Linked DNA regions of Homo sapiens: region 2 is linked to region 1. The links are chromatin loops, found by intact Hi-C in ENCODE. Cell type or tissue: sigmoid colon. All regions are shown on one strand. Each heading gives the region's core, and the rest is flanking DNA. Links, peaks and the distances in the headings are about the cores only. Region 1 overlaps LIN7C (lin-7 cell polarity scaffold C). Region 2 overlaps BBOX1-AS1 (BBOX1 antisense RNA 1).

Evidence for each region. A loop is a pair of places that touch in the nucleus more often than their neighbours do. Peaks named below come from ENCODE experiments on the same cell type or tissue, not always from the same donor. Only the 100,000 strongest peaks of a DNase experiment are listed, where the experiment ranks them.
Region 2: a loop joins it to region 1, with 7 times the contacts of the local background. A loop is called at or near these places in 103 of 110 quality-filtered maps.

What each region holds. Positions count from the first base shown.
Region 1 is chr11:27,481,325-27,496,286 of GRCh38, reverse strand. LIN7C (lin-7 cell polarity scaffold C) reads left to right here. Exons shown (of 5, transcript NM_018362.4): 5 at 1-1,869. It overlaps LGR4-AS1 (LGR4 antisense RNA 1), which reads right to left. Exons shown (of 4, transcript NR_131170.1): 4 at 13,854-14,079. It also overlaps the pseudogene RPL37AP7. Among named protein-coding and RNA genes, the nearest start is that of LGR4, 16 kb to the right of the region's middle. In sigmoid colon, for the core only: no CTCF peak of the experiment used is centred there; no DNase peak of the experiment used is centred there.
Region 2 is chr11:27,173,156-27,188,919 of GRCh38, reverse strand. The region is part of intron 2 of BBOX1-AS1 (BBOX1 antisense RNA 1); the gene reads left to right. Among named protein-coding and RNA genes, the nearest start is that of BBOX1-AS1, 38 kb to the left of the region's middle. In sigmoid colon, for the core only: no CTCF peak of the experiment used is centred there; no DNase peak of the experiment used is centred there.

The DNA of each region.
Region 1 (14,962 bases), core at 45-8,044:
ATATATCAAAATGTGTTGACTTAGTGATTCTCAATCTTAGCTACATATTAGCCTGGCAGAGCTTTAAAAAATTGATACCTGGGTCCTATTCCATAACAACTAAATCAAAATCACCCTTTTTTTTTTTTTTGTAAAGCTTTCCAGGTGGTTCTAAAGGACACCTAGGGTCAATAACCCATTATAAAATGATCTGATTACACTGGACACTCTTAGGAAGTATCAAAATAGAACAGTTCAATTTGCAGCTACTTAATGATTAATTACATTTCTTAGGTTTTTTTTTTGTTTTTTTTTTGGTTTGTTTGTTTTTTGTTTTAAAAGAGACAGGATCTTGCTTTGTCTCCCAGGCTGGAACACAGTGGTGTGATCATAGCTCACTGCAGCCTGAAACTCCTTGGCTTCCACCTCAGCCTCCCAAAGCATTAGGATTATAGGCGTGAGCCACTGCACCTGGCCAAGTAATTTCTTTTAGGAATAAAAGGTACTTGGCATTCCTTATTTGGGAAGTAATTACAGTCTTATCTTTTTTTTTCTTTTTTCTTTTTTTTAATAAAATCTACCAGTAATTTAAATGTGAGCTTTTTATGTCTGTCATCATTCTGCCCCCTTTGCCTTTAAAACTTACAAAAATACGTGTTTGTTATTTGAGAAAGCATGTTTAAAAATTGCAGATGAGAAATATTGTCGTTAATAATTATGTACTGTCTTAATGTGGGCACTTCATTTGTTAGTATAATACTAGATAATAGCAGCCTAGTTCTTTAGGATTTGACGATTCAAATTTTTTTTTTGTTTTTTGTTTTTGTTTTTTTTTGAGACAGAGTCTTGCTCTGTTGCCCAGGCTGGCGTGCAGTGGTGTGATCTCGGCTCACTTCAGCCTCCGCCACCTCAAGGCAGTTCAAGCAATTCTCCTGCCTCAGCCTCCCGAGTAGCTAGGACTACAGGCGTGTGCCACCTCTCCCGGCTAATTTTTTTGTATTTTTAGTAGAGACGGGGTTTCACCGTGTTAGCCAGGATGATCTCGATCTCCTGACCTCGTGATTCGCCCGCCTCGGCCTCCCAAAGTGCTGGAATTACTGGCGTGAGCCACCATGCCCAGCCTCAAATATGTTTTTAAAAAATATCATTGTCCTCCTCCTCTTAAGATTTTTTTAAGTTATTTTGCTCAAGTACTTAAGTAGTCTGGCTCAAGTACTTTGTTTACAATTAAAATGGATATTATAGCATTTAATAGAAGAAATGGTTATGGCTTATCCAAAAAGAATGTCAGCATGACCTGGTGTAGACTTAAAAAACTACATGTTTGTGAATATTTTATAATGTGGAATGATCATTGAAATATCAAGGATTCTAGTAATTGTATTTCCTGAATAAATGTATGTTTATGAATTTTCTAACTTACATTTTGTTGTGTCCTCTGCCAACAATCTGGTTTTATAATTGTTGTCTAAAGTTTGCTAGTAGTGTTTCTTCAAAGGTTATTCCAGGTATGGTTAAGTAGTGAGAAAAATCACTTATTAATTTTCAAGAACTTTGAGACTAATTTGTATTGACTCGGTTTTTTAAAATAACTGGCAAATGCTATGCTTCTACTTTTAAAATTTGTGGTAATACCCAGAATGGATGTAAAATAACATTTTTCAATAGATTACTTCATTTATCAATTTAATTCTGATTTTAAGGCTTATTTAAAATAAATTTGTATGAGTTATGTCCTCGTTCTTTGGATTTGAAAAAAGTTGATATAACTACACAATAGATAACGTTTATGAAAGGTATGTATAAAAAAACATAATTCCTGGTGGCTGCTGAAATGAAACTTTGAATTTCTATATTTTGCTTTGTCTTTCATAAAATTTAAAGAAAACATTTTCTTGTGTTATTTCAAGAGCGGCAGTATGACGTGATTGAGAGCACAGATTCTGAAGCCAAACAACTCTGGTTTCAATCCCAGTTCCACCATTACCGTGTGTCACCTTAGACAGGTTGCTTGATTTCTTTGTGCCTTAGTTCCCTCACCTGTCATTTGTTAATAAGAATGCCTGTAAGTGTCATGCCATTTTCTGTAAGGCCCTTAAAAAGGTGCCTGGCATAGTAAATACTGTTTGTGTTTGCTTTTGTTCATGTAAAATAGCTTCAGAACCTTATGAGCTAAAGGAAATAATTCTGGTCAAAAAATTAAAATTAGCAAGTTTTTATTTTTGGTATTTAGAAAACAACCTTTATGCTTAAAAACTTTAGAAGAATAAGATTCATAAGAAATTATCAAATTTATATTTTGATCAAAGAAACTCGGAATTTTTAAATTGGAGCTTTGAGGATTGAAGCCATATTCTAATGAAAATCATTGGAAAATAAGTCCAAGTAAGGATTTGTTAAATTAACCTTTAAGGTGATGACCTAGGCATAGAGACAGGAGACTACTGGACTAGGTGTTAGACAGTCCAAGGCATCACCACCATTAACTTTAAAAAAGTGTGGAAATGTGCCACACAGCCGAGGAACAACAAAAAGCATTTAGTGTTAGGACTCAGTTTTTTTCAAAACTTTAGTAGACCAGAGTATCCATTCACTAAATTTTTCTATTCGGGTTTTGTTATATTCACTATTTTGATTATTCTGATTTTACTATAATGAATTGCTGACCCATATTTTGTACGTTTACTTATTAGTGGCAGATAATCTCCCTGATGGAATCTTGAAGATTTACTTTATATACAGGGCAAAAGGTAAATTCATACAGAACCCATTTGTCAATTTTATTTTTTGAATTTTAAATTTTAAAGGGACAAATACTTCATTTTAACAAGGTATATGTAAGGCCTCTCCTAATTCTCATGAACAATACCTATTGGTTAGAATGAGAAATCATCCACACTTTCTTACCTAGAGACAACTTTAAAAACACCAAATCTTTTTTTTTTTTTTTGAGACAGGGTCTATTTGGACACCACAGTATGTATATTTAAAATCACCAAACATCAAGATTTGGTGTTTTGGGGCCAGGTGCAGTGGCTCACACCTGTAATCCCAGCACTCTGGGAGGCCTGTAATCCCAGCACTCTGGGAGGCCGAGGCAGGTGGATCGCTTGAGCCCAGGAGTTTGAGACCAGCCTGGGCAACATGGCAAAACCCCGTCTCTACTAAAAATACAAAAATTGAGGCCCAGCATAGTGGCGCACACCTATAAATCCCAGCACTTTGGGAGGCCGAGGAGGGTGGATCGCTTGAGGGCAGGAGTTCAAGACCAGCCTGGCCAACATGGCGAAACCTCATCTCTACTAAAAATACAAAAATTAGCGGTGCATGGTGGCATGTTCCTGTAATCCCAGCTACTTGGGAGGCTGAGGCAGGAGAATTGCTTGAACCCAGGAGCCAGAGGTTGCAGTGAGCTAAGATTTCACCACTGCACTCCAGCCTAGGTGACAGAATGAGACTCTTGTCTCAATCAATCAGTCAATAAATAAAAGTACAAAAATTAGCTGGGTGTGGTGGCACGTCCCTGTAGTCCTAGCTACTGGGGAAGCTGAGGCTTTCATGAGAATTGCTTGAGCCCCGGAGGCAGAGATTGCACTGAACCGAGATAGCATCACTACACTCCAGCCTGTGCAACAGAGTGAGACCCCCATCTCAAAAAAAAAAAAAAAAAAAAAGATTTGGTGTTTTTAAAGTTTGTCTCTAGGTAAGAAAGTGTGGATGATTTCTCATTCTAACCAATAGGGATAGAAATTTTAGCCCCTGCAGCAGGTAAGTTTCCTGTATATGGCAGTTACTGAAAGTAATTCATTTCATCAGAGGGTATTAAAAACCCAAAACTAATTTTGTGTTTGTTTTTTATTTGGCAAAGAAATGCAATAAAACCATGAAGTAGGAAGTTATTACTGGTATCTCTTAAATGACATAATTTTGAGCCCAGACTTTAAATGATATCTAACCTTTGTGTTTTACAGTGTTATGGGTTGAACTGTGTTCCCCTAAGATAGGTTGGAGTCCTAACCCCCAGTACCTCAGAATGTGACCTCATTTGGAGATAAGATCTTTACAGAGGTAATCCAATTAAAATGAGGTCATTAGGGTGGGCCCTAATTCAGTATGGCTAGTGTCCATATTTTTTGAAAAGTTGGGAGAGATTTGAACACAGACGCACACCCAGGGAGAACACCATGGGTAGATGAAGGCAAAGATTGGGGTGATGCTTCTACAAATCAAGAAATATTGAAGATTACCAACAAACTACCAGAAGCAAGAAGAAAGGCATAGACCAAATTCTCCCTCACACTTAGAAGGAACCAAGTCTCCTGACACTTTGATCTTGGACTTAACAGCCTCCAGAACTGTGAAACAATTAACTTTCACTTAAGCCACCCAGTTTGTGGTACTTTGTTATGCCAGCCCTAGAAAATTAATATGTGAGAGAATCCACCTTTCAGCGGCATCACTACCAAAACTGGGTACAGAAGCAAAATTAAATGTGGGTTCTCCAGTGTGTGATAAAAACATTCCAGTAGAAGTGGCTTTGGCTAAGAAAGGATGAGATTCCTGGCCCTTGGGGATGAGGAGAATGCTGGTTTCTTTGCTTTCTGTGGTTGAAATGCTTCCTTGGATACCTGTGCAGCTGTGTAACTGAGCTTGTGCCTCCACGTTGGCCCCCTGGACTCATGAGCACCTAAGCACCTAGCCGTTTCTTCACTTTAGGTTGTCAGTTACTGCATGGATGCGTCTTAACTCCAGGACTCGTCAGGAGTTGGTATCGTCAGGGCATTGTCTCCTTCAGCACTGAGAGTAGTTTATGCAGCAGTCCTTGCTCCAGCTGGGTGAGATGAGGATTTGTCTTTGACATGGGACATTCAGCCTGTAAAGGTTTGTACAGGTTCCTTATGATCCATGGGCCTGGTACCAAGCATTAATTAAGCCAGAACCAATTGTGTTGCTCCCTTTTTAAAACTCTGCATTGTACTTAGGATAAAATCCAAATACCTTGCCATGACCTCAAAGGTTCTGCATAATCCCTGCCCTACTTCCTCTCAGGCCTCATCTCAGTCCACTGCCCTACTTGTTCTGCTCCACAGCCTATTCCCTTGCTGGAAGGCTTCCCTCTGGTTCTTCCACTAACTGGCTGCCCCTCATTCAGGTGTCAGCCAAAGTTGCGTTGCCTGTTAAGTTCACCATCTAAAGGCTGATTCCTCATCCTTTAACATGGCAACACCTTGTCGTTTTTGTTTTTTGGGGTGTTTTTGTTTTTTTGAGAGACAGTTTCGCTCGTTTCCCAGGCTGGAGTGCAATGGCATGATCCCAGCTCACTGCAACCTCCGCCTCCCGGGTTCAAGAGATTTTCCTGCCTCAGCCTCTCAAGTAGCTGAGATTACAGACATGCCACGATGCCCAGCTAATTTTGTATTTTTAGTAGAGATGGGGTTTCACAATGTTGGACAGGCTGGTCTCGAACTCCTGACCTCAGGTGATCCACCCACCTCGGCCTGCCAAAGTGCTGAGATTACAGGCATCAGCCACCGTGCCCAACCAACACCTTGTTTATATTAACATGCTTGTGTCTTTTCCATTAAAATTTAAGTTGCATGACAGCAAGAAGGACACGACTGTACCCCCATTACTTAACACAGTGCCTAAAACGGTATGATGTCTTGTTATACCTTGTTGAATTGACTGGCTTTCCATAATTCCACAGGTAGATCAATAACTTATATTGGCACTGTATAAACACAATGATGTGTGTATCAGGTAGACACAGTATTTATCAACTGATCTTGATGTTAGATGTCCTAGAAAGGATCAAAATACTATAGGGACAATACCCTTGTCAATCTTTTATTACCTTGCTCCATTAACATGCCAAGTACCATTTGTGGAGGACAACAATGAAGGTTACTTTCATCTTTTATGTAAAACTGTTCCAACTAATGTTAATAGTAGATAAAATTTGTACAGTAACACCTAATTTTTAAAAATAGAACAAAGATTTTCTTTGGGTATTGCCACAACCAAAATTAAATGAAAAATTGTGTACTGCTAACCAAGACCTAATTTTTAAAATGTCTATTGTGTAATTTTAAATAAAAAATAACAAGGCTGGACACAGTGGCTCACACCTGTAATCCCACTACTTTGAGAGGCCAAGGCAGGCAGACCGTTTGAGCCCAGAAGTTGAGGACCAGCCTGGGCAACATGGTGAAACCCTGTCTCTACAAAAAATACAAAAGTTAGCCAGGCATGGTGGTGCACACCTGTAGTCCCAGCTACTGGAGAGGCTGAGGCAGAGAATCAGTTGAGCCTGGGAGTTCGAGGCTGCAGTGAGCCCTGATCGTGCTACTGCCCTCCATCCTGGGTGACAGAATGAGACCCTGTCTCAAAAAATAACAGCAATGACATAGTGTAGTGGAAGAAACACTGGACTTACATTCCAATTATGCCATTAACATATGATCCTTAAGTCTTCATTTTCTTGATTGTATAATAAGGGAGGTTGGTAGTTTCCAATCTGGTTTCATTTCTTTATTCCTTAGAAAAGTCCTCTCTTCAGCCAAAGCCTAATATATAGAACTACGCTGGTTCAAGAAGGCTGTCCCCTTCAACCCCCCTTCCCATGCTGCAGACAGGAGTTCCTCTGAGCACAGTTTGAAAACCTTTGTCCTAGAGCTGGGGTCCCCAGCTCCATGCCGCAGATCTGCTAGGATCTGGTAAATCTGTTAGGAAGCAGGCTGCACACCAGGAGGTGAGTGTCGGGAGAGCAAGCATTATCGCCTGAGCTCCGCCTCCTGTCAGATCAGCAATGATGGCGTTAGATTCTCACAGGAGCGTGAACCTTCTTGTGAACTGCGCATGTATGCAAGGGACCTAGGTTGCCCACTTGTTGTGAGAATCTAATGCCTGATGATCTGAGGTGGAACAGTTTCATCCTGAAACCATCCCTATCTCCCTGTGAACCACAGCCTTCCCCCGCAACCCCGGTGGAAAATATTATCTTCCACAAAACCATTCCCTGGTGCCAAAAAGGTCAGGGACCAGTTTAAAGTCCATTCCTGTTCTAAAAGTGCAATAACATTAACACGCAATTGGTTTGATGTGAACTATTTTGTATCATGTAATGACATATAAGCTAGTTTATGCACAAAGGGGGTATTTTCTAAAATATCAGAAATATTGATAATCATGCATGGCTGCCTTTCATAAAGCATCTACTAAGCACTGCATCTAATCCTTATAACCCCCCAATAAGATGGGTGTTATTCTGTTTCACAGAATCAGGAACACCAAATAGTTTATTCATAATTACACACTTACACTGACTCATGGACCAGATTCTAATCCCAAGTTTATTTTCAAAACCCATAATTTTCCCCCAATACCACACTGCACTTTTAGCAAGATTTTCTCTCTCATTCATTTTATTTTATTTTTTTAGGTTTCTTGTTGGATTTGTTGTGGTTTTTTTTTTTTAATCTAGAGCCCTGTAAGAACAACAACAAAAAAAGCAGAGTATGAATCTAACTCGTATATTATGTCAATATTCAATTGGATATTTTTAAGTTGGCATCTCTTCCCCAGTATATAGGTATTATTTCATTAAATAGCATTAGCACATTGAAAATACCACCTATTATTTTCTACCTATTGTTACTTTGTATCACAAAATTATAAATGATACGTATGTTGTAGCAATTAAAAATTTTTAAGAGATGAATTCTACGGAAAATGGCAGCAATTTAAGTGAATTATTTCCATAGGGGGAAAAAAAATTTAAAAAAAATAGGTTGGGTGTAGTGGCTCACGCCTGTAATCCCAACAGTTTCAGAGGCCGAGGTGGGAGGATTGCTTGAGGCCAGGATTTGGAGACCAGCCCGGGCAACATAGACCCCATTTCTACATAAATTTTTCATTAAAAAATAATGAAATAGCATTCTATTAACTGTTAATGATGGTGGAAGGAACTAACTGAAGAAATGACAATGGGAAAAATTGGAAGAAGAAAGTGATCAGCTATGGTTTTATACATTTCAATAAAATGAGCATGATTTTGAGTCTTGTTTTACTGGGTACATACCATAAAATTAATTCATTTATTCATTCACTCAACAGTATTTATTGAGCATCTATTATGTACTGGACAGTGTAGTTAAGATATAGCAGTCTACAAGATAAAATCCTGATAAGGAACACATATTCTAGTGGGAGAAGCAGAAGAACAAGAGAACAAATAACGTAATTTTAGGTAGTGACAAGTATTATAAAGTCCAGCAGGCTACGAGCGCTAGAGAGCAATAAAAAAAATTAGACTCACGGAAATTCAATCACTTGTCAAGGTGCCAGCTAAATCCCACAGTCCCTTCTCACACTGGGGTATGTCTGGAGTGGACTCAGGGACATGGGCTCAACATGTCTAAGCAGCTTATTGTGGCTTTTGTCAAAACCTCCATACAGCACCAACTGCACTTCCCATTATGCTTGTCATCACTAAGCACTCACATTACCTTTTTTTTTTTTTTTTTGAAACAGAGTTTTGAGCTCATATTTCTGGACCTCTGTCGCCCAGGCTGGGGTGCAATGGCGCAATCTCAGCTCAGTGCAACCTCCGCCTCCCAGGTTCAAGTGATTCTCCCTCCCTCAGCCTCCCAAGTAGTTGGGATTACAGGCACCACCATGCCTGACTAATTTTTGTATTTTTAGTAGACACAGGGTTTCGCCATGTTGGCCAGGCTAGACTTGAACTCCTGACCTCAGGTGATCCGCCTGCCTTGGCCTCCCAAAGTGCTGGGATTACAGGCATGAGCCACTGCACCTAACCAGCACTCATTATCTTGAAAGCACCTGCTGTGTGCTGGTGAGCCCTTTCCACCAGTTATCCTTAACACATCCATTGGCTGCCCAGCCCAGTTAGAATAGAAACCCAAGCCCCTCTCTATGACCCACCAAGCCCTGCATAATCCAGCTTCTGCTTCCCTCCCCAGCCTTCACTCATACACTTTTTCCCTCTCTGTCTCCAAGTGTCTCCAACAGGACAGGCCTTCACACTTGCGGTTCTCTCTACCTGGAACCTCCTTTGCCCTCTATTGCTATATATTTGTCAATTTTGGCTACTCCCTCCTCAAGATTATAAACTTGTTGAGGGCAGGCAGGCCCCTGTTTAGTTTTCTGTTGTGTATTTAGAGCGGAGAACAGCACCTACCACATAGTAAACAATATTTGTTCACAGAAGAAACAATTTGAAAGAAGACTGTGGTGTTATTTTTGATAGGACAGGAAAGGACATCTGAGATGACATTTAAAGAGACCTGAATGGCGTGAACTGAAGAAGCCACTCTCGGACTATCTGGGAAATCGGGGTTTTTGACAGGGACCAATAAAGAGTATCTCCCTTCCCCACTTGGGTTCTAGGTACAGTAGGAAATAAATGAGTGGCAGATGAGGGCCAGAATATGAGCTTTATTATTTATTAATTTATACTGACCACAAATGTTTGTCGGATGTCCACTATTTGCCAGCCACAGTTAGGGGCTGGGAATTCTGTGGAGAACAAAACAAAGCTCTTGCTCTCACAGAGCTGACACTCTGCTCAAGGCTGGGCAGGGGCATGTACCTGAGGCCTGAGAAGAAAATGGGCATTCTGAAAACTGGCCAGAGAAAACTTCTCAGAGAAGCCTGTGGCTGGGGGGCTCAGTCTGGCCAATTTTCAGGCATGGAATGGGCATGGTCGGGACTGAACTCTGATGGTGCCCATCCCGCAGGGGCAGAGGTTGCCCCCTCTCTAGGAGTGGCTAGGATAAGGGCCTGTTGCCTCTCAGATTACCAGTCAGATGCCACTCCACTCCCATGGAGTCAATTTTACCAAGGGTGGAAGCGGGTAGGAGTGATCACTCACATGATAAAAGCTAGAAAGGATGGTATCCCTGCATCCAGGCAAACACATGAACCTATCCATAATTATAAAATAGAATGGCTGCAAACAAAATTAAACCTTTGTTGCAAATATTGGCAGTATTGGAATTTATAATATGATATTTTTCTTTTAAAGCTAAGGAGGGAAGGACTTAATCACACAGACACACACACATACACACACACACACACTTTTCCCCCCATTGCCTTCTGTAAATACAAATAACTCCTCACAAATTTATTATGCTATATGCATAATCCTTTTCTCCTACCTTTTCACATTTGACCACAAGGTGACGCCAAAGTGCTATTGTTTCTATTTTAGAATTTTCTAGCAGTTCTTGCTAACTGAAGCTCAGACCAAAGATTTAAAATGTACTCCATCTTTTCTTTTTAATTCAAAATTTAAATTGAAATGTATTTTATAAAATTCAAAGCTTTGTAAATGTGGAGAAACAACTCCTCCCAAATAAACCCTAAATAAAACAAACATGTAAAATACCAAACTACATGAATAGTCATCTACCACTTAGTATAAAGGTTTGGGAAGGTGGTGGGGTGGTGTATTTAATACTGCTTTTTCGGTCCTTCTACTAAATATAAACAACTTTAGATGACTGGAAATTATCTTTGGCTTTGCTTCTCTTACGTGTCTTCACCCCTCACAGGATGTTTGAGAAAAGTAATTTCATAGGGGATGTGGCAGCTTCTTTTAAATAAACTGGAGACCATCGGAATCATTGCGATTAACTTGTTGTGTGTGACAATAAACTTGTCAAAAATGTTCTTTTCCGTGAAAATTTAAAATAAAAATTAAACCGAGTACAGAGTAGAAAGAGCAGTTGACCTAGATATTAGCTCCAGTTCTGTCTATAACTAGGTATGTTGTGGCCTTGGGTAATTTGGTTATCCTCTGTGGGTCTGATTTCACACTATTAAATGAGAGGATTTAGCACATATCCCCAAAGTTTCTTCTATTTCTGAGGATTTTTTTTTTTTTTTTGGAAACAGTGTCTTTTTTTGTCGTCCAGGCTGGAGTGCAATGGTGTCATCATGGCTCACTGTAACCTCAACCTCCCGGGCTCACGTGACCTCCCACCTCAGCCTCCTGAGTAGCTGGGACTATAGGTGCAGGCCACCACACCCTGCTAATTATCATTTTATATATATATATGCATATGTATACATATATAGAGAGACATTTAATGGGAAATTATAATTGTTTCATATTGTTTCCTGAAAATGCTGATACAGTGTAGGTCAAAGAAAACACCAAAAGTATAATAGAAGAGGCAGTATACGTATATTATTTAGTATATCCTAAACCTTTAGAAACTTTTTTGGAGACAAGAGTCTCCGTCACCCAGGCTGGAGTGCAGTGGCATGATCTCAGCTCACTGTAACCTCTGCCTCCTGGGTTCAAGTGATTCTGGTGCCTGAGCTTCCCAAATAGCTGAGATTACAGGCATGCACCACCATACCCAGCTATTTTTTGTATTTTTAGTAGTGACAGGGTTTCGCTGTGTTGGCCAGGCTGGTCTCAAACTCCTGGCCTCAAGTAATCCACCTGCCTCGGCTGCCCAAAGTGCTGGGATTACAGGCCTGAGTCACCATGCCCAGCCTAAAAACATTTTTTTTAAATATTAACTGTAATTTTAAAACTAAACTGCCAGGTGCAGTGGCTCACACCTGTAATCCCTGCACTTTGGGAGGCCGAGGCAGGTAGATCACGAGGTCAGGAGTTCAAGAGCAGCCTGGCCAACATGGTGAAACCCTGTCGCTACTAAAAATACAAAAATTAGCCGGGCATGGTGGCGGGCACCTGTAATCCCAGCTACTCGGGAGGCTGAGGCAGAGAATTGCCTGAACCCAGGAGGTGGAGGTTGTGGTGAACAGAGATCGCCCCACTGCACTCTAGACTGGGCAACAGAGCAAGACTCCGTCTCAAAAAACAAACTAACAAACACTAAAGTTTGCAGTTTGCTCCAGTGTATCTCAAAATCAAACTGGTAGGAACAGACTTATAAAAAGCTAATAGATATATCTAACTTGGAAGACTTGTATCCTTATGCCATATTTTATCATTTGACTACTAAAAAAAGAAACTGAATTAAAATAATCCATCACAGCATGCTTCTCCAAAACGATAGTATTAACACAATGCAAACATCAGAATGTCCAATAAAGTTAACAAGCCAAGGCAATTTTGTTACATACATTAACCCATTTATTATAGGCCAATGATGTCTCAAAGAGTAGAAGAGCGTCTACCGGTCTTTGAATTCCTTCAGTCTTCTGATGGCGACTTTACCGTGACAGCAGAAGTGGTATTGTAGGTCCAGGCACTGCCAGCCACTGTCTTCATGCAGAAACCACAGTGCCAGATCCCCGTAGCTCATCTCTTCATCTTGGTTTTGCCACAGAAAGAGCAAATGTACTTGGTGTGCTGGGTGATTTCAATTCTTCTTCACCATTTTCCGGAGGGAGGCCCCATAGCGGGTCCCATATTTACTGATGATTCTGACTTTCTTGGTGCATTTGGCCATGTCACCGCAAACTAAGTCTAAGCCCAGAGAGCTATGTGTTTTTTTGTTTGTTTGTTTGTTTGTTTGTTTGTTTTTTTAAGTAGAGATGAGGTCTCGCTGTTGCCCAAGCTGGTCTTGAACTCCTGAGCTCAAGCAATCCTCCCGCCTCAGCTTCTCAAAGTGCTGGGATTACAGGCGTAAGCCACCACACCCAGCCTTATTTCTAATTTTTAAAGCATCAAGAAGAAACAGTTTGTCACAACGTAATACAACTTTCTAACAGCCAGAAGTGCCCAAAGATGGACTACTCCCCATGGAGGTATGAATATGCCAACTCTAAGGTATCCAAGAATAGCAGGGATGCTGTTCAGCCTTCTTAAGCCTTAGGAAGGTAATTAAACTAGCGTTAATGTCTTTTCTAACCCTGTGTTTCTACATTCTGAAAGTTGAATTGTAAACTGCTTGTAGGAGAGCTCCATGTCGTACCTTATATCCTGGGGCTGCAGTGAAAGGCACCTGTCAGACCTCTCACTGTGGGGACACTAATTGACTAACAGTCCTAAGGTAAAATCCTTCACCCTGTTTGTGCCAAGGCCACACTTCCTATGGGCTGGTCCCAGCCCATGACTGAGCATGGCTGAGATACTAAGGCAGTCCTGTTCCTGGGAGACGTGAGACTCTGGCAGATAATTTTTGTGGCTTTGCTGAAATTTTATAGAACTGCACTGAAATCTAAGACTCTTTTCCTTCCTTCACCTCCTCACCTGGGGCCAGACCCACATCTCAATCTGATGGTTTCTCAGACGCCCTTAGCTCCCTCCCCATTTTCCCTTCACAATCACTTCCCCTAACAAATCTCTTGCATGAGTAATCCCATATTGATGTCTGCTTCTCAGAGGACCCACACTTGCCTTATCTTGTAGCAAAAAGTCATACGTCTTGGTTAGTGGTGGAGGCCTACATCAGAATCAGGAACTTTTTAAACACTGGGAATTCAGGGACCCACAGAGACCTTCTATAATAGAATCAATGGAGATGGAATCTTGGAACTTCTGTATTACAAACCTTCCCAGGGTGATTTACATGCAGACAGCCCTGCATCAGTCAAAACTCTTCAGTACCTAGCGGAGTACATTTTGAAAAGTAGGTATGTGGTAAATAGTCCTTGAAAAACAAAATCCAGCTGGGTGCAGTGGCTCATGCCTGTAATTCCAGCACTTTGGGAGGCCGAGGCGGGGTGGATCACCTGAGGTCAGGAGTTCGAGACCAGTCTGGCCAACATGGTGAAACCCCGTCTCTACCAAAAATACAAAATTAGCCAGGCATGGTAGTGCAGGCCTGTAATCCCAGCTACTTGGGAGGCTGAGACAGGAGAATTGCTTGAACCCAGGAGGTGGAGGTTGCAGTGAGCCAAGATCATGTCACTGCACTCCAGCCTGGGCAACAGAGTGAAACTCCATCTCAAAAAAAAAAAAAAAAAATTCAAAAAATGTTGAAAAGCTTGACAAGTTTGTGTTATTTTAGAATAAAAGGGGCAAATTGGTAGAATTACTATAAAGTTTTTCCCTATTATCGCAACATCCTTCATTTTCTCTTTCATATCAAACATTTTCTAAATTTTCTCTTACGTTCTACAGATCACGAAGTATGTTTTAACATTAGCCTGAGGCAGAGGGAGAACGAGAGAGAGAGAGAGAGAGAGAGAGAGGTATTAGCAGATATTACCAGATTTTGCCAACCAGTCCTAGAAAATACCATCTTCAGCATCATCCTGACACCCAGCACCACTAACCCAGCCTTGAAGCTTTCTTTGCTTTGCCCCTTTCCAAAGTAATCTTGGAAATTACAAATGACTGGCAGTTTGCCTGTGTTTTTAAAAGCACTGCTTCAGGGTGTTTTATTTTGAAAATTAAAAGACATTTTCAAAAACTTTTGGATTGTTAACCTTTTCATTCTGGCTGCCGCTTTTCTTATTTGAAGATAGCCATGGTAGCTGTCACTAGACAAAAATAACTTAACAGCTTGGGAATTAGCAAACAGGTATTTAAGAGTGTCTTTTTTTTTTTTTTTTTTTTTTTTTTGAGACAGTATTTGGTGTCTAGTTAGGAAAAAGACAATTTACAGAATATGGAGTCTTCCCTCCACATCCTACCCAATATTTCTCCTTGGGTCTACATTTAATTTCCTCTTTCCATTTCAGATTTCTTTCAAAATATTTGATGTAGACAAAGAAGAGCTTTTCAGAACATTTCAGCACCACCACCACCACCACAGCCCCCTACTCCACCCTAAGTGCTGGTTTTCTGATTACACATCATCAGGGCATGCGCAGATTTTGCATGTAGTTTCTTGAAATAATTGTGTCATGCTAAGATCTTTCTAAAATGTTCACTTTTATTTGGGATTCTGAGGAAGTGAAAACTACCCAATTCCATGGCTGAACTTCGTGTTGGTATTTTGGTCTTAACAAATTATCAGCTTGACCAGGTGGTAATCTTCCTGCTTTTCTATTCTGATTTTTCTACCTTTACTTTTCTATCTCTTTT
Region 2 (15,764 bases), core at 4,927-12,926, 310 kb after region 1:
GAGAAGTTCGCAGCACTGGAACTGGAGAATGAGATTTTGTGGGGAAGAGATCACACGCTGGAATTCTTCCATGAGAGTAGTTTTATTTATGGAGGACCAACGTTTTTCTAATTAGGTCCCAGACCCTTCCCAGTATCCTACAAATCAGGAAAATAATGCACTTGGAAAAGAAAAGAGTTAAGGACATGGATGGTTTTATTTGCAGTGTAGGGGCATTTGAGTTTCTTTGAATTCCTCAAGTCAGTCCAGGGTGAAGTTAATGTCTCTTTTAGGGGATAGCAGTATAAGTACCAAGGAGAACACTCTCACTGAAGGATAAAAACATTAAGAAAATGCAGCCTTTGTGAACGTCCCTGCTAGGTCTGGTTGGGCTCTAGTGCTGCCATTAATGCCAAGATAACAACATTAAGTTCATTCATTAGTTCAACAATATTTACTGAGTATCTATCATGTGCTAGGCATTGTGCTGAATGCTGGAGGCACAGATTGAAACAAAGCAGACAGAGTCCTTGACCTCCTGGTACTTAGATCCTAGAGGTAAACACAGACAATAAACGGGTAAACAAAAAAGCAATTAATAATGTAATTTCAGATAGTAATAAGGAATGGGAAGAAAACAAACACAAGCACAAAGAGTGCCGGATAGAGAATGCCTTGGGGTGGGGTTGGGAATTGGTAGAGTTTTACTGGTGATCAAGAAAGGCTTTTCTGAGAAGATAACCTTTGTACTGAGATAAGAAGGAGCCAGCCATATACAGATCTGGAGAGGGAAGCTATCAGGCTTACAAAGCTGCAACTGCAAAGACTGTTGAGTTTGAGAAATGAAAAGAGTCCATGTGGCTGGAGCTTAGTGCGAAGGAGAAGAGTAGACAACATGTTTGGAGAAATATTCAGGGAATAGACAGATTAGGGACTTGAGGGCCAATGATCAAGGTTTGAATTTTGTTCTAAGTCAAATAGAAAGCCCTTGGAGGGTTTGAGTAAAAGAGTGTTGCGGTGCAGGGTAAAAGAACACACTGAAGAGAATGAGGAGAATAGATTGAAGGACACAAAGAGTGGATATGGGGATTGGTTAGGAATCTATTACAATAGTGGTCCAGGCAAGGACAAAATGACAGGGGCACAGGCTAAAGGCGTTGCAATTTAGTATCTGAGCTGGGGGAAAACTAAGAGTTTTCAACATAGGTTGCATGAAGCCCTAGGTTTTGGAGGAAGTGCATCAGGACTGGCCAAGGCAGCAGATAACTGAATAGGTGGAGCCACCGACTTGCACTTAGGGTTGCCTCAGGGTCAGAGCTAATCACAGGGGATCTGCTAACTGGGGGCTTCAAGTGAGTGGGATTGCAGTGCTTTCAGTGGTGTGCTGGTAAATGTTTAACAGCAGGCACTAGGAGGAGGGAGAAGGCTGGATTTGTGGTGTTTGCCAATTAAACACTGCAAATGATCCCACAGTTGTTGATTTCAAGCTGCCAAGGTGATGCGAAGTGGGGAGGGGGTACATAAAATTGACTCCTTAGAACCTGTGCTACTGACCCCAGCCCACCACTGAGCACCTTCCTCACATCGATTGCTGGCTCTGGCTACTGCACTAAACTTTGAGAACTGGGCTGCTGAAGCCATAGCAGGGAGTAGAGTGGAACCAGACTCAGTTGTAACACTCTCCTCTACAGTCACAGGACATGTGGAGAGGTGGGCCTTTCTCCTTACAAGTAGGCAGCTACCTCCTATTCTTTCTGGAGTGAGTGTGGGTGGGACCTTTTTAAATCAGCCCCCACTGCCTCTATTTGTGCCTGCAGTTCTACCATTAGTAAATACTTCTTTCCTTTTCTTTCTGAAGTTCTTTAAGAAATTGAGAGCTCATGGGTTGGGTGCAGTAAGTTCCCAGCATTTTGATGTGAGCCTGTTTGGCACACTGGAGAGAGATCTTAAGCTGAACAGGCATAGGTAGGAGCTAAGGAACTCAGATAGTCTGGGGTCAGTGTGCTCATTCCTCACAATCTGCTCATTTAGTGAGGCCTCCAAAAGAATAGGGGAGGAGGCCAATTAGATTCTTCTTCCCCTGAAGTCCTTGGGTAAAGCCTGTGGTTAAAAGACTTTGTCCTAGTGAATGAGCCTAGAAAATTGACTTAGACAAAGGGAGGTGCAGGACAGTTCTGAAAGATTCTATTCTACCTTACTTACATCATAGCCCAAATCAATTCCAGATGGCATTAATGTGAAAGGCAAAACCTTAAACATTTTAGAAGAAAATATAGAAGAATAACCATATGACCCAGAGGTAGGAAATGATTTATTAAATGAGACTCATAAAGTACTTGATGTAAAATAGATAAATTCAACCACATCAAAATTAGAATTAATTTCTGTTCTCAAAAGGCACAATTAAAAAAAGATGAACCTCAAATTCCTCAAATTGGGAGAAGATATTTGTGATATAATTAATTAATTGTGATTAATATACAAAATATTTTTAAAAATCCAGAAATCTATACAAACAATGCAAACAAACATAGTTAAAAGAGAAATGGGAAAATTACATGAACAGGCAAATCACAGAAGAGGAAACATAAATAGCCAACAGTCATATAAAAGATGCTCATCTCATTAGTAGTAGATACTATATTCCACCCATTTTATTCCAACTAGATTGGCCAATATATATATTTTTAAAAGCTAACAGTACCAAGTGTTGGATAAAATATGGAGCGATGAGATTTACATACTCCTTGTTGGTGTAGAAATTGGTACATTTTGGCAAGCAATGTGATACTATCTTGTAAATTTGAAGTTGGCACACTTATAACTCAGAAATTTCAACCCATGTGTATCCTCCAGAGCTGGGTTTCTCAGACTCCGCACTGCTGACATTTTGATCCAGATCATTCTTTGTTGTGCAGGGCTGTTCTTGGCTGGTTAACGGCATCCTTGGCCGCTAGCTTCTAGCCAGAGGAAGCCCTTTGTCCCCATTTCTCTCCAGGGGTCCCTCTGGTTGTGATGATCAAAAATGTGTCTGGGTATTGTCAAATGTCCCTGAAGAGGGAAAATTGCTCTGATGAAGAACCACTGCTCTAGAGAAACTGTTGCACATGGGTGCCAGGAAATATTAAAAAAAACATAGCAAAATTCTTAACAATTAAAAAACCCTGGAAACCATTCACATATTGATCAACAGTAGAATGGATACATAAATTATGGAATATTTACACAATGAAATACTATTATAGATGAATGAGCTACAACTTTGGAAATCTTTGAAATATAATTTTAAGTGAAAAATGAAACTACAAAAGAATGCAAGCTTCATGATTGCATTTGTATAACATCTAAAAATGAGTGAAACAAAAAAATGCAATGTCTAAAGATATGTATGCATGTATTAAAGCTTGAAAGAGAAACTAAGGGAATGAAGAAAGCAAAATTTAAGAGAGTGGATACCTCCTGGCAGGGAGGTAGGGAGTGGGGTCAAGGAAGCACACATGTGTAGTTCCTATTTTTTTAAATTAAGGGGTGGATCATTTGTGTTTATTTTATTTTTACACTTTATTTCTTTGTGTGCTACACACATTCTTTTATACATAACAACAATTTTATTAGAAAAAAGTTAAAAAGGGAGAAGGAATTACAAAATATTTGTAGAAAGAGAAACAAATTGGTCCAAAATGTGTCAGGACTACTTAGCTGAGGTGAGAGAATCACCCGTGGCTTTGAGAACAGAAACACAGGAGTGTTCCTTGTCTGTTGACCCTGTACCCTGAACCGAGCAGCCTCAGGGTTACAATGCTTTGAAAATTCACCTCTTGTCCTTTAGCTGAATGACCTTGACCACTTCCTTTTTCTTCTCTGGGCCTTAGTTTCCCAATCTGAAAAAAAGAGAAAAATAGTGGGTCCTGGATTAGAGGTCAGGGTTAGTAAATGCATGCATATCCTACTGCATCGTATGCTCCTGGCAGACATGAATGATTCATTGCAACACACATTCTTTCTTAATTGGGAAGAGGCATCCCAATTGATTTCAACATAGAACTTCAGGTAGTCACATGTAGCAAAAGAGAGTAAGTCTGTGTTCCTAAAACTTGATCTCTGAAGGCCCTTCAAGAATTTTCCCTTCTCACCCCTCAATTTTATATTTAGTCACCCTAATTATTTTGGGAGTTCTTTAAATGAAGGAACTATGTCTCACTTCCATTGTACCACCCATTTCCATTTCTCAAGGCTAATGGACAATAAGTTTCAGTAAAAAATGGCTGTCTGGAAAGCACCTTCTCTTCTACCTTTTGCACCATTCACATCCCAGATCAAGAATGAAGCGAATCTGCCAGAGCCCATTAAATGGATCCTTGCTGTTTATGTACTAACCCCATTCAGTATGCCAGGGCCGTATTAAAGAGGCCCAGGCCCTGCTTTCTGCTGGAGGTTTGCGAAAAAGAAAAGAGAACTTGGAGAAGCCATGTGCAGGAGTGAGGAGAAGAGATGGGCTCACAATCTCCTAAGAGTTCCTCTTTAAAAAAGTTAAGAGAGGATGTGGCATGAAGGGCTGTTTAGGGATAATATTATGGAGAAATAAAGGTAGTAGAATTGGCATCAGAAAGATTAAGCACACTTCTCTCTGTTGAGTTTTCTAACTCACATCGTCTCTGCAGGCTGTACCTCCTTACCTATTAACTCTGTCAAAGGAAGGAGGTGGTTTCTTTGATTCTTTGATTCCAATTCAATGGACTGAAATTGAAGTTGTGTGCAAGAGAGCTAAAACCTAGAAGGCCATTTTACAAACAAGTACTGCACGCCCTCCAGTGGCAGAAAACCAATAAGTCAAGTGGTAATTAACTCAATTTTTGCCTCAACTAATTTTTGGAAGTATTATAATTTTTTTCTTTTGCTCTCAACTGGATATTCAGGATTTCGAAAACAGCTTGGACGCTTCACAGGAGTGTTATAGAATTTTATCAATTCACAAAATGTCAGAGCTGAAATTAATAAAAAAAACTATCCAATTTTTATTATACCTAAGAAGAAACGAAAGTTCAGAGAGGTATAGGGAGAAGGCTGATACTATGACCTCTGTCCTTTGGCTCAAATTCAGTGTTTGCTTCATTCTCTTGGCTTCTCTATAGCAGTGTTTTTTTTTATTTTTTTTTATTTTTTATTTTTTTTAGATAAAGTCTCACTCTGTCGCCCAGGCTGGAGTGCAATGGCATGATCTTGACTCATTGCAACCTCCACCTCCCAGGTTCAAGTAATTCTCCCACCTCAGCCTCCCAAGTAGCTGGGACTACAGGAGGGTGCCACCATGGCCTGCTAGTTTTTTGTATTTTTAAAGTAGAGACGGGGTTTCACCATGTTGGCCAGGCTGGTGTTGAACTCCTGACGTCAAGTGATCCACCCACTTCGGCCTCCCAAAGTGCTGGGATTACAGGCGTGAGCCACCATGCCCAGCCTGTTTTTGAACATGAGCATGGCACCATGTTGGCCATTGCTGGGGGAATAACGATAACGGTAGCCAAATACTGAGTCTTACTCTGCGCTGGGTACTATTCTAAGAGCTCCGTGTTGATTATCTTATTAGTCCTCACAACAAGTCTACGAGATAAGATTATGATTCTTATTTTATAAATGCAGAAACTGAGGCTCAAAGTAGTAAGAAGGGAATTACCAAAAGAAGTGGATGATACGTCCCTGCCCTCAAGTCATTTAGGCTATTTTTGCGTTTTACCACATTTGTTAATTTTATTTTTCAATTAGGCTTCTGACAGACTGGTCAGAAAGACAAGCTTGCTTATCTTAGCTGGAAGGAAAGATATATCTGTTATTGACTGTGGCTAGTTTGTCTAGAACACACAGAGTTTTGGAGATAGGACAGTAAGACCCCAGAAAGGATGTGAGTTTTCTTGGTGGATTTCTCTGTAATGCCGCTGGATGGGACTAACATCAGTCCTCCACGTTCCATCTCACATGACCACTCTTATAAGCAGCGCCTGCCCTCTACAGTGCTCTATCTAATGGGCATATTTAGGCTCAGGAGGAACTTATGTTTGAACAATGAGTGATCTCTGCTATGGGTGAGGAATGGGGGTGATTGGCATATGACACATATTTGCCATAATTGCTCTAAACAACACATACTTGCCATAATTGCTTTAAATGAATTAAATAATACAAAGCCTACACATCTCTCAGTGTTGTCTACAGACACAGAAGGGCATCACCTAGTTATTATACTCAGGTCCCATCTCAGATCCACTGAATGAGAATCTTCATCCTAACCAAAGCCCCAAGGATTTTATGTGCTTATTAAAGTTAGAAAAGAGCCACTGTAAAACTTTTTTTTTTTTTTTTAATAAATCTAGTGACATATCAGAGGTCAAGGCTGGACTTCTGCTGCATGTAATTGAACAATGTGATTATTTTTGCATTTTATCACTTTTGTTAATTTTATTTTTAAATTATCGTATAGTGAAATGGACTTTTTTGCTGTACAGTTCTATGAATTTTAAGACATGTGTGGATTTGTGTGACCACCATCACAATTAGGATGCACTACAGTTCAGTAAGCCCCCAAACTCTCTTGTGCTATTCCTCAGTAGGCACACCTGCTTCCACCCTTAATCACTGCTGACCACTGATCATTCTCTGCTATTGTAATTTTGTCTTTTTTACAATGTCATTATAAATGGAACCATACACTGTGCAACCTTTTGAGACTGGCTTTTTTCATTCAGCATAATAACTTTCATAACTAGGTTTTAATTTCTTTCTTTTTCTTTTTTCTTTCTTTCTTTCTTTCTTTCTTTCTTTCTTTCTTTCTTTCTCTCTCTCTTTCTTTCTTTTTCTCTCTATTTCTTTCTTTTTCTTTCCTTCTTTCTCTCTCTTTCTCTTTTCTTTCTTTCTTTCCCAGCTATAAAGATAATACTGTAGAGTAAATTATGTGACTCCATCCAAAAATGCTGATTTCACTGACATAAATGTTGAGTCTAGATGATCCTAGGAATATATCAATATATTCCCTCCAGGGTATCTATGCTCATTTAGGGGTGACAGTGTATATGGAGTTTACTTCCTAGGCACACTCAATCTGTTGTCACTTGGTATTTGCTGTACTTCATAAAATGCTCATTCATATTCTTCTTATTAGGCTAACATTTGTTTTATTTCTCTTTTTTAAAATGACATTTTTAGTCTGAGCCCGGTGGCTCACGCCTGTAATCCCAGCACTTTGAGAGGTCAAGGCGGGGGGATCACCTGAGGTCAGGAGTTTGATACCAGTCTGGCCAACATGGCAAAACCCCGTCTCTACTAAAAATACAAAAATTAGCTGGGCATAGTGGCAGGCACCTGTAATCCCAGCTACTCAGAAAGCTGAGGCAGGATAATTGCTTGAACCCAGGAGGCGGAGGTTGCAGTAAGCAGAGACTGAGCCTCTGCACTTCAGCCTGGGAGACAGAGCAAGATTCCATCAAAATAAAATATAAAATAAAATATAGAATAGAATAGAATAGAATAGAATAGAATAGAAAAAATAAAATAAAATACATAAAATTTTTAAAGGATGTATTCCTTACCTGTCTTTGTAAATCATGTTTTGGATGGAAAACTTAAATACATACATACCCCAATCCACCAGACATTATACAATGGGATAAAATTTAACATTCTTTTTTTTTTAAGTTTTGAAACAAATAGCTTTATAGAAATCTTTCTAAGAAGGAAAACAACAAACAGAATGTTTAAAATTCTGCCCTAGAATATAATCTTCATTATCATAGCCATCCTTTATGTTTATAAATCAGTTTCCCCTCCATCCTCTGTTTGAAATCAAGAGTCCTGAAAAGGGAAGGAGCCCAATTATTTTTAGTGTTATTGTGCAGATGAGAAATGTAAAAACCAAAGGGGAGAGGAGTAGTCAAAGGTTACACAGATGGTTGGTGATAGAGCCAGAATTAGAATGCAAAACTTTGGGTTCAATTCTGCTCACTAAGCCTCTGGTATTGCAAAAAATTTTTTTCTATTAGATAATCACAAAGACTTTGTTAGATCTTTGTTTTAAAAGACAGGAATAGTCTCTTATGAAAAACAAAGACTGTCTAATCATGGTACTTTTTTTTTTATATAACCTCATGAATATTTTGATAGTAATCCTTTTCTGTTCTTTTTGTTTGATTCTGGTCCCACAGAGCAGTGGGGTTTGAGGATACCACTCATTTGCCATCACAACCACACAAGTAGACACTTTTGTTTCCAGAGAGTAAAACTGTAAAAGACTGAATTCATTTCCTAGTTCCCTATTCCCCTGCTTCCCATTTTAGAGCCTTCCAAAAATAAAGTCTACTACAAAGCAGGACTTATTAGAAAATAAGACAGGATTCTCTTCTCCCTTGGAATTGCCATGGGATCTGGTAGTCACTTCTTTATGCCCTTGGGATCAGGTTTATGGGAAAATTTTACAATGCAGGGGATAAGTAATATTTCAATGGAAGTGGTTATGATTTTAGTTCATATCTTCACAGACATTTTGTTTGGGATTTTATCTGAAATGTGCTGCACATTGGCAATTTGGAAACCATTATCTTCAAAATCATGGAAACAAAAGCTGAGAGCCTCTTTAAAGCTGACTGGGTCTTAGTAATGGAGGAAGGCAATGCTTAGCCCTGGTGCATAAAAATTGCTTTATGTTCTCTTAACCACCTTTTCACCCATCCCCGGGACATACCCTGCACTGCCTCCAATCAAGAACAGTGCCTAAGCTGGGCATGGTGGCTCACATCTATAATCCCAGCACTTTGGGAGGCTGAGGCATAGGGATCACCTGAGGTCAGGAATTTGAGACCAGCCTGGCCAACATGGTGAAACCCTGTCTCTACTAAAAGTACAAAAATTAGCCGGGTCTGGTGGTGCACGCCTGTAATGCCAGCTATTCGGGAGGCTGAGGCAGGATAATCGCTTGAACCCGGGAGGTGGAGGTTGCAGTGAGCCGAGATGCACCACTGCCCTCCAGCTTGGGTGACAGAGCAAGACTCTGTCTCAAAAACAACAACAACAACAACAATAAACAGTGCCCAGTTGTCATATGGCTCTCCTGCAGGGATGACCCGCAGCCACCCCATGCTGCAGAAGCCTACTCAGGGTAAGTAATAGGCCCAAAATGAATTCATTAATTAACAAGGGTGATGGGAAATTGTAAACACAGCTGCTGGCTGCTGGCTCTGCAGACCTGCGTGCATATGGCAAGCGCAGAAATCTTGTGTGGTAACACAGCCATACTGTCTGGGGCTCCTTAACTGAACTTGACAGAATATCTTTGGCAGAGGAGCCAACAGCAATGTGGAAGTCTCTCCAGAGGTACCCTGAGGCAGGACTCATTTTTGCTCGGAGTTTCTCTCCTTACAGTCAAGCTGATGATGAGAGAGTCTTGGCAAAGAGTGGGAAGACAGCAGCCACCCATTTACAAATGGGCATATTTTCCAGTCATTGAGCAATTATGTTTTTGATGAGTTCCCAGAAGAGACAATAGCTGACCTTTTCTTCATAGCTGCCTTTTAGCAGTGGTTACTTAACTTTCACCCAAAAGTGGGCCACAGCAGTTTTCTGCCTGGGAGGGACACATTTATTCCTTTAGCAGACCAAGTTGTTTGATATACAAGATAGCACCTTAACTTTCCAGAGACCTAGGGTCTAGAAAATATTTCCATACTTGCTTTTTCATATGAACTCACCTATGGATGAAGAAAGCAAGGTTCAGAGACCTCAAGGAACTTGCATGAGGTCAAATAAAAAGCAAGTGGGAGGTCTGCAACTTGGATCTTCAGTCTCTGCACTCTGTGTTCTTTCCACTACATCCTACGTGCCCCACCAGGCCTTTGGAGAGGAGCAGGAAGTCATAACGAAGTCTGACTATTGGCCCAAAGTGTTGGAATCCCTCAACACGCTGCTGGAACCAGGGCTCAGACTTGCTGACGAACACTTGCTGCATCAATATTTGGACCAAAACAAAGCTCATTGACAGTACGTTCTGGTAGCAGAAAAAGAAAACACATGAGGCAGCTTGTTTGTAATTAAAAATGAGGAAAACAAGTGGACTCACAGGCAGGCCCAAGATGAATTCCTGATGAATTCCTTCCTACTGTGGGCAAAGTGTTTTCCATTTGTGCTTCAGAAGGCCCACACGATGTCTAGCCCTCCAGGAATTTCTAATACTGGGTTCTTTGAACAATTCAACTTGACCCATATACATACAGGATTGTGTATCTGTGGTTTGCAAAGCACCATGGTAGAGGTGGGGGTATCAGAAATGATTAAAGCAGGCTTCCTGCTTTTGAATTGCTTCCAGTCTTGTGGAAAAGACTGACCTGTTGTAAACAACTTTTTGGAACATGAGGCAGAATGAAATAAATGCCATAACTGAATGAAAAATTAAGTGCTATGTGAACCAGAGGATCACGACAGAGAAAATGGAAGACTTCAGGTAGAGGAGGGATTTGGGGTGGGCCTTGAGGGACAGTAGGATTTAGATAGAAGAAAGCAGGAGAAAAGCATGCTGAGGTCATGGCCCAAAGGAGCAGAAGCCTGTCTTCTGTGTTCTGTCACACCAGGGGATGTCCGTAGGGTGAGGAACCTGTGAATGGCTGGGAACAGAGGAAAGGGGACCAGGCATCAAGGAGGAAGTTCAGAGAGGTGTTAGGACTTGAGATGAGGTTTTAATGCATTTATGCCCAGAGACCTGGGAAGGCTTAGATCTACTCCACCAGTCAGTTCTTTTCCCAGTTGATTTCTTGATGAAAATGGAGTCAAGGAATAGAACCTAAATGGAGATGTAATTAGTCCCACATGTACCCAATAGCCCTCAGTGCAGAATGCTGGGGAAAGTGCTGTCTTAAGCTTGAAGACTAAGTTGGGCTTTAAATCTCACAAAAGACTTGAATCTGAATCCTTCTAACCAGCTCAATTCTATATAGTGGCAAACAGCAGCATGCTCAGACAAGCATATGGAGATGTAATACATTTGGCCTACTTGGATGTATACTCCCAGCCATATGAAGATAATGGGACAGATAGCTTTGTGCCTTTAACACATAGCGATCTTACCCCCAAAGAAAATGTGACATGAAAAATGTTCTAGAATTTTGATCAATCACATCAGTCACTTTCCCTCTCTTGAGAGGTCAGGGTGGGAGCTAGGAAGGGGTGGCAGAGGTCTGCATGACGTAGGGAGAAGGTGGGAGCATTCCTGTGATGACAGGCAGCAGTGGCTGAAAAGTTGGGGGAACCTCTATGAACCAGAAAGACACAGGTTCTGGTTGGCAGAAAACAATGGGGGACAGGGGTGGGCTCAGATCCTAGAAGGCAGTTAGGAGCTGATAAAGCTGATGGAGTCCCCTAGCCACAAAAAGGTGGCTGGTCAAAGGACGGGGAGATTGACAGGAAATAAGAAGCAAGGCAAGACAAACGAGAAGGAACACATGGTACTAACAAGGCAAATGGAAGTATTGTCCAGTGTTCCTCTTGTTGAGGTCAAGTCCCTGGTGAATGTCAGGCAATGCTGACCACCAGCAGCTGCCTTGGTAACAATGGAGTGGGGGGTGGGGGCGTGTGGGGAGACATTTATCTGTGGCAGTGGGAAGTAGGGTAGGCAGCAGGCATTTTAGGTCCCCTCCACCAACTGTAACAAGGGCAGTTCTACTGTTACGCCTTGATGTGCCATGTAAATATATTCTTTCCTGAAAGAGGGATTTTGATCCTTTGAAATGTTTGAAAACTTTTAGTATGGCAGAAAAGATTGTATTGGAAGTCAGCAAACAGGAGTTTTAGTGCCGATTCTGCTATTTCAGCCACATGACCTTGAACACTAATTAAAAACTGTAATGATCCTGATGGTCACTAATTGATATTATATGTTAAACTGAGTGTGAGATTGTATATGTAATAAGTACCTTATATGTACTACTTAATTTAATACTCATAATAACTCTGCGAGATAGGCATATTATTCCCATTTCACAAATGAGATGCAAAAAGTAACTTGCTCAAGGAGATACAGCTGATATTAGACCCAGTCCTCAAACCCAGGTCTGTCTAACATCAGGACTATGCTTTTATTGTACTAATTCTATTGCTTATTATGACTGTCACTCCCACCTATAAGAGATGAATAAGGATTGATTCCTATTTTCCTCACAGAGTATGGTCGGGGATCAAATGAATGAATGTTTGTGAAAACAAAATTATAAGCTAAAAGTGCTTTAAAAAAGACAAACCTGACAAAAACAAGCAATGGAGAAAGGATTCTCTATTTAATAAATGGTGCTGGGAAAACTGGCAAGCCATATGTAGAAAGCTGAAACTGGATCCCTTCCTTACACCTTATACAAAAATTAATTCAAGATGGATTAAAGACTTCAACGTTAGACCTAAACCATAAAAACCCTAGAAGAAAACCTAGGCATTACCATTTAGGACATAGGCATGGGCAAGGACTTCATGTCTAAAACACCAAAAGCAATGGCAACAAAAGCCAAAATTGACAAATGGGATCTAATTAAACTAAAGAGCTTCTGCACAGCAAAAGAAACTACCATCAGAGTGAACAGGCAACCTACAGAATGGGAGAAAATTTTTGCAACCTACTCATCTGACAAAGGGCTAATATCCAGAATCTACAACGAACTCAAACAAACTTACAAGAAATAAACAAACAACCCCATCGAAAAGTGGGCGAAGGATATGAACAGACACTTCTCAAAAGAAGACATTTATGCAGCCAAAAAACACATGAAAAAGTGCTCATCATCACTGGCCATCAGAGAAATGCAAATCAAAACCACAATGAGATATCATCTCACACCAGTTAGAATGGCAATCATTAAAAAGTCAGGAAACGACAGGTACTGGAGAGGATGTGGAGAAATAGGAACACTTTTACACTGTTGGTGGGACTGTAAACTAGTTCAACCATTGTGGAAGTCAGTGTGGTGATTCCTCAGGGATCTAGAACTAGAAATACCATTTGACCCAGCCATCCCATTACTGGGTATATACCCAAAGGACTATAAATCATGCTGCTATAAAGACACATTCACACGTATGTTTATTGCGGCACTATTCACAATAGGAAAGACTTGGAAGCAAGCCAAATGTCCAACAATGATAGACTGGATTAAGAAAATGTGGTACATATACACCATGGAATACTATGCAGCCATAAAAAACGATGAGTTCATGTCCTTTGTAGGGACATGGATGAAACTGGAAACCATCATTCTCAGCAAACTATCGCAAGGACAAAAAACCAAACACTGCATGTTCTCACTCATAGGTGGGAATTGAACAATGAGAACACATGGACACAGGAAGGGGAACATCACACACTGGGGCCTGTTGTGGGGTGGGGGGAAGGGGGAGGGGGGAGGGATAACATTAGGAGATATACCTAATGCTAAATGACGAGTTAATGGGTGCAGCACACCAACATGGCACATGTATACATATGTAACAAACCTGCACATTGTGCACATGTACCCTAAAACTTAAAGTATAATAATGATAAAATTAAAAAAAAGAAGCAATTATTACCCTGTTCAAAGCCTGGTACTTTAAAATTTTTGCTGAATGCATGCATACTTAATTGGGAATGCATTCTCTCTCTATATATTGATAATTTTTAAGGTCCCAATTGTGTGAAGAAATTGTCTAAGCCACAGAAAAACAATCTTTAAGAAAATCTTTTAGTAGGAGAACTTCCTCCCAAAATTTGGTTGGTTTAAGTGGGTCTAAGAATGATTGTGCTTGGATGACCTTCGTGAAAGGAATGATAGAAGAGTTCCCTATTTGTTTATTTTTAAGGCAGGGTCTCACTCTGTTGCCCAGGCTGCAGTGCAACAGCGCAATCACAGCTTATGCTGCAACCTTGACCTCCTGGGATCAAGTGATCCTCCCACCTCAGTCTCTTGAGTAACCAGGACTACAGGCACACGCCACCATATCTGGCTAATTTTTAACTTTTTTGTAGAGACGGAGTCTCACTATGTTGCTCAGGTTGGTCTCAAACTCCTGTGCTCAAGCAGTCCTCCCACCTCGGCCTCCCAAAGTGCTGGGATTACAGGCCTGCGCCATCGCACCCAGCTGAGCTCCCTTTTATTAAGCACATGGTATCTGTCAGGTGTACGTGATGTCTCATTTAATCCTCAAGTGTGGGCGTTATTTTCATTTTACAGGTGAGTGAACTTAACCTTTAAGAGGTTGAGCAATTTACTCAAATTTATCTAGCTCTAAATGCAATCACGAAACTTAAAAATATCTGAAAAAATGAAATGTGAATATAGCCTTGGAGGCACAGTTTGGGAATAACTTATAACCTTTCACTTCCTACCAAGCCAAGAAAAGAAAATGTGTACCACTGCCTATTGGAAAGGCAATTCCCAAAAGGTTTGGATAAATAAGAAAAGTTTCAGCAGCCTGTGACCCTGAAGAATGAGGAACAATTTGAGGGCCAGGGCTGGGGGCCGGTTGCGCTCTCTGGAGCCCTGGTGTGATCTCCAGCTCTTCCCAGTAGCCTTGGCTCCAACACTCATCTGGCGAGAATTTTTTCTCCTCAGCATGGCTGGGCTGGAGTTTTTTGATAGTGTTCGACTTCAGCAAGTCTCTACACGAGCCTCTGATCTAGTGTTGGAACAAAGCAATGGCGAAGGGAAGCCCAGCTTGGAATGAGTCAGGCCAAGACTGATGCCTTGTTTCTTGTTCAACACTGTTCTCCCTCCAGGTATGTACTTTCAGGTATGTACTTTTCCCCAACAGTCAAACTCTGTCAACACAAGTCTGGGCTTCCTTCTGCCACTAAAGCAAACACTGTCAATAGAAGGAAAGGAGAACAAGGTGATGGCTGAAATTTGCAATCCTGTGTTTTCAGATGGAGGATCAAGAGCCCTTTACCTTGCCAAACATTATTTGAATTTTGTAGAACAAACACTGGAGTTTAAGTTACATCCTCAAATTCAATATTTGGCATAGGTGATTTCTCCCACTTAGTGTACCTGTTAATTGCTTTGAGATAATGCAATAGGCACTATCAGAGGATTTTAGGAGTTTGTATGCATTACTCCACCTCTTTTTTAACTAGTGAAGAAACTGAGCCCCAGAGACGTGAAGTGATTCACCTAGGATTATATAGCTACTTGAAAAATGGACTCTAGAGAACCCCAGGCTCCTAACTCATATTACAGTGCCCTTTCAACTGTATGAGGTTTAATTCTGTTTGTTTTGGAATCTGTATCCATTAAAATAAAGCTATTTGACTTGGATCAACTTGAAAACACATTCTTTTTTTTTTTCCAGGTTTTCTTAAACCATTTTTTTAAAAAATTTCAACTTCTATTTTAGACCAGTGGGGTACGTGTGCAGATTTGTTACATGGGAATGTTATGTGATGCTAAGGTTTGGAGTGTGGATCCTGTCACCTTGCTAGTAAGCATAGTACCCGATAGGTAGTTTTTTAAGCCACCCCATCCTCCCTCCTCTGTCCTCCCTCCAATAGTCCAGTGTCTATTGTCCCCATACTTGGGTCCATATGTGCTCAATGCTTAGCTCCCACTTATAAGTGAGAACATGTGGTATTTGGTTTTCTAAAAAACACATTCTTAAGAAGTAATCTGCTGGTAAATAACAGTATTTACTATTGTTAAATATTCTGATTCAATTTGCCAGCACCGGTAAGGATGTGGTTAAGGGTGCACATTCTAGAGTCTGCCTGTATTGCATCTCAGCTGCACTCCTTACCAGCT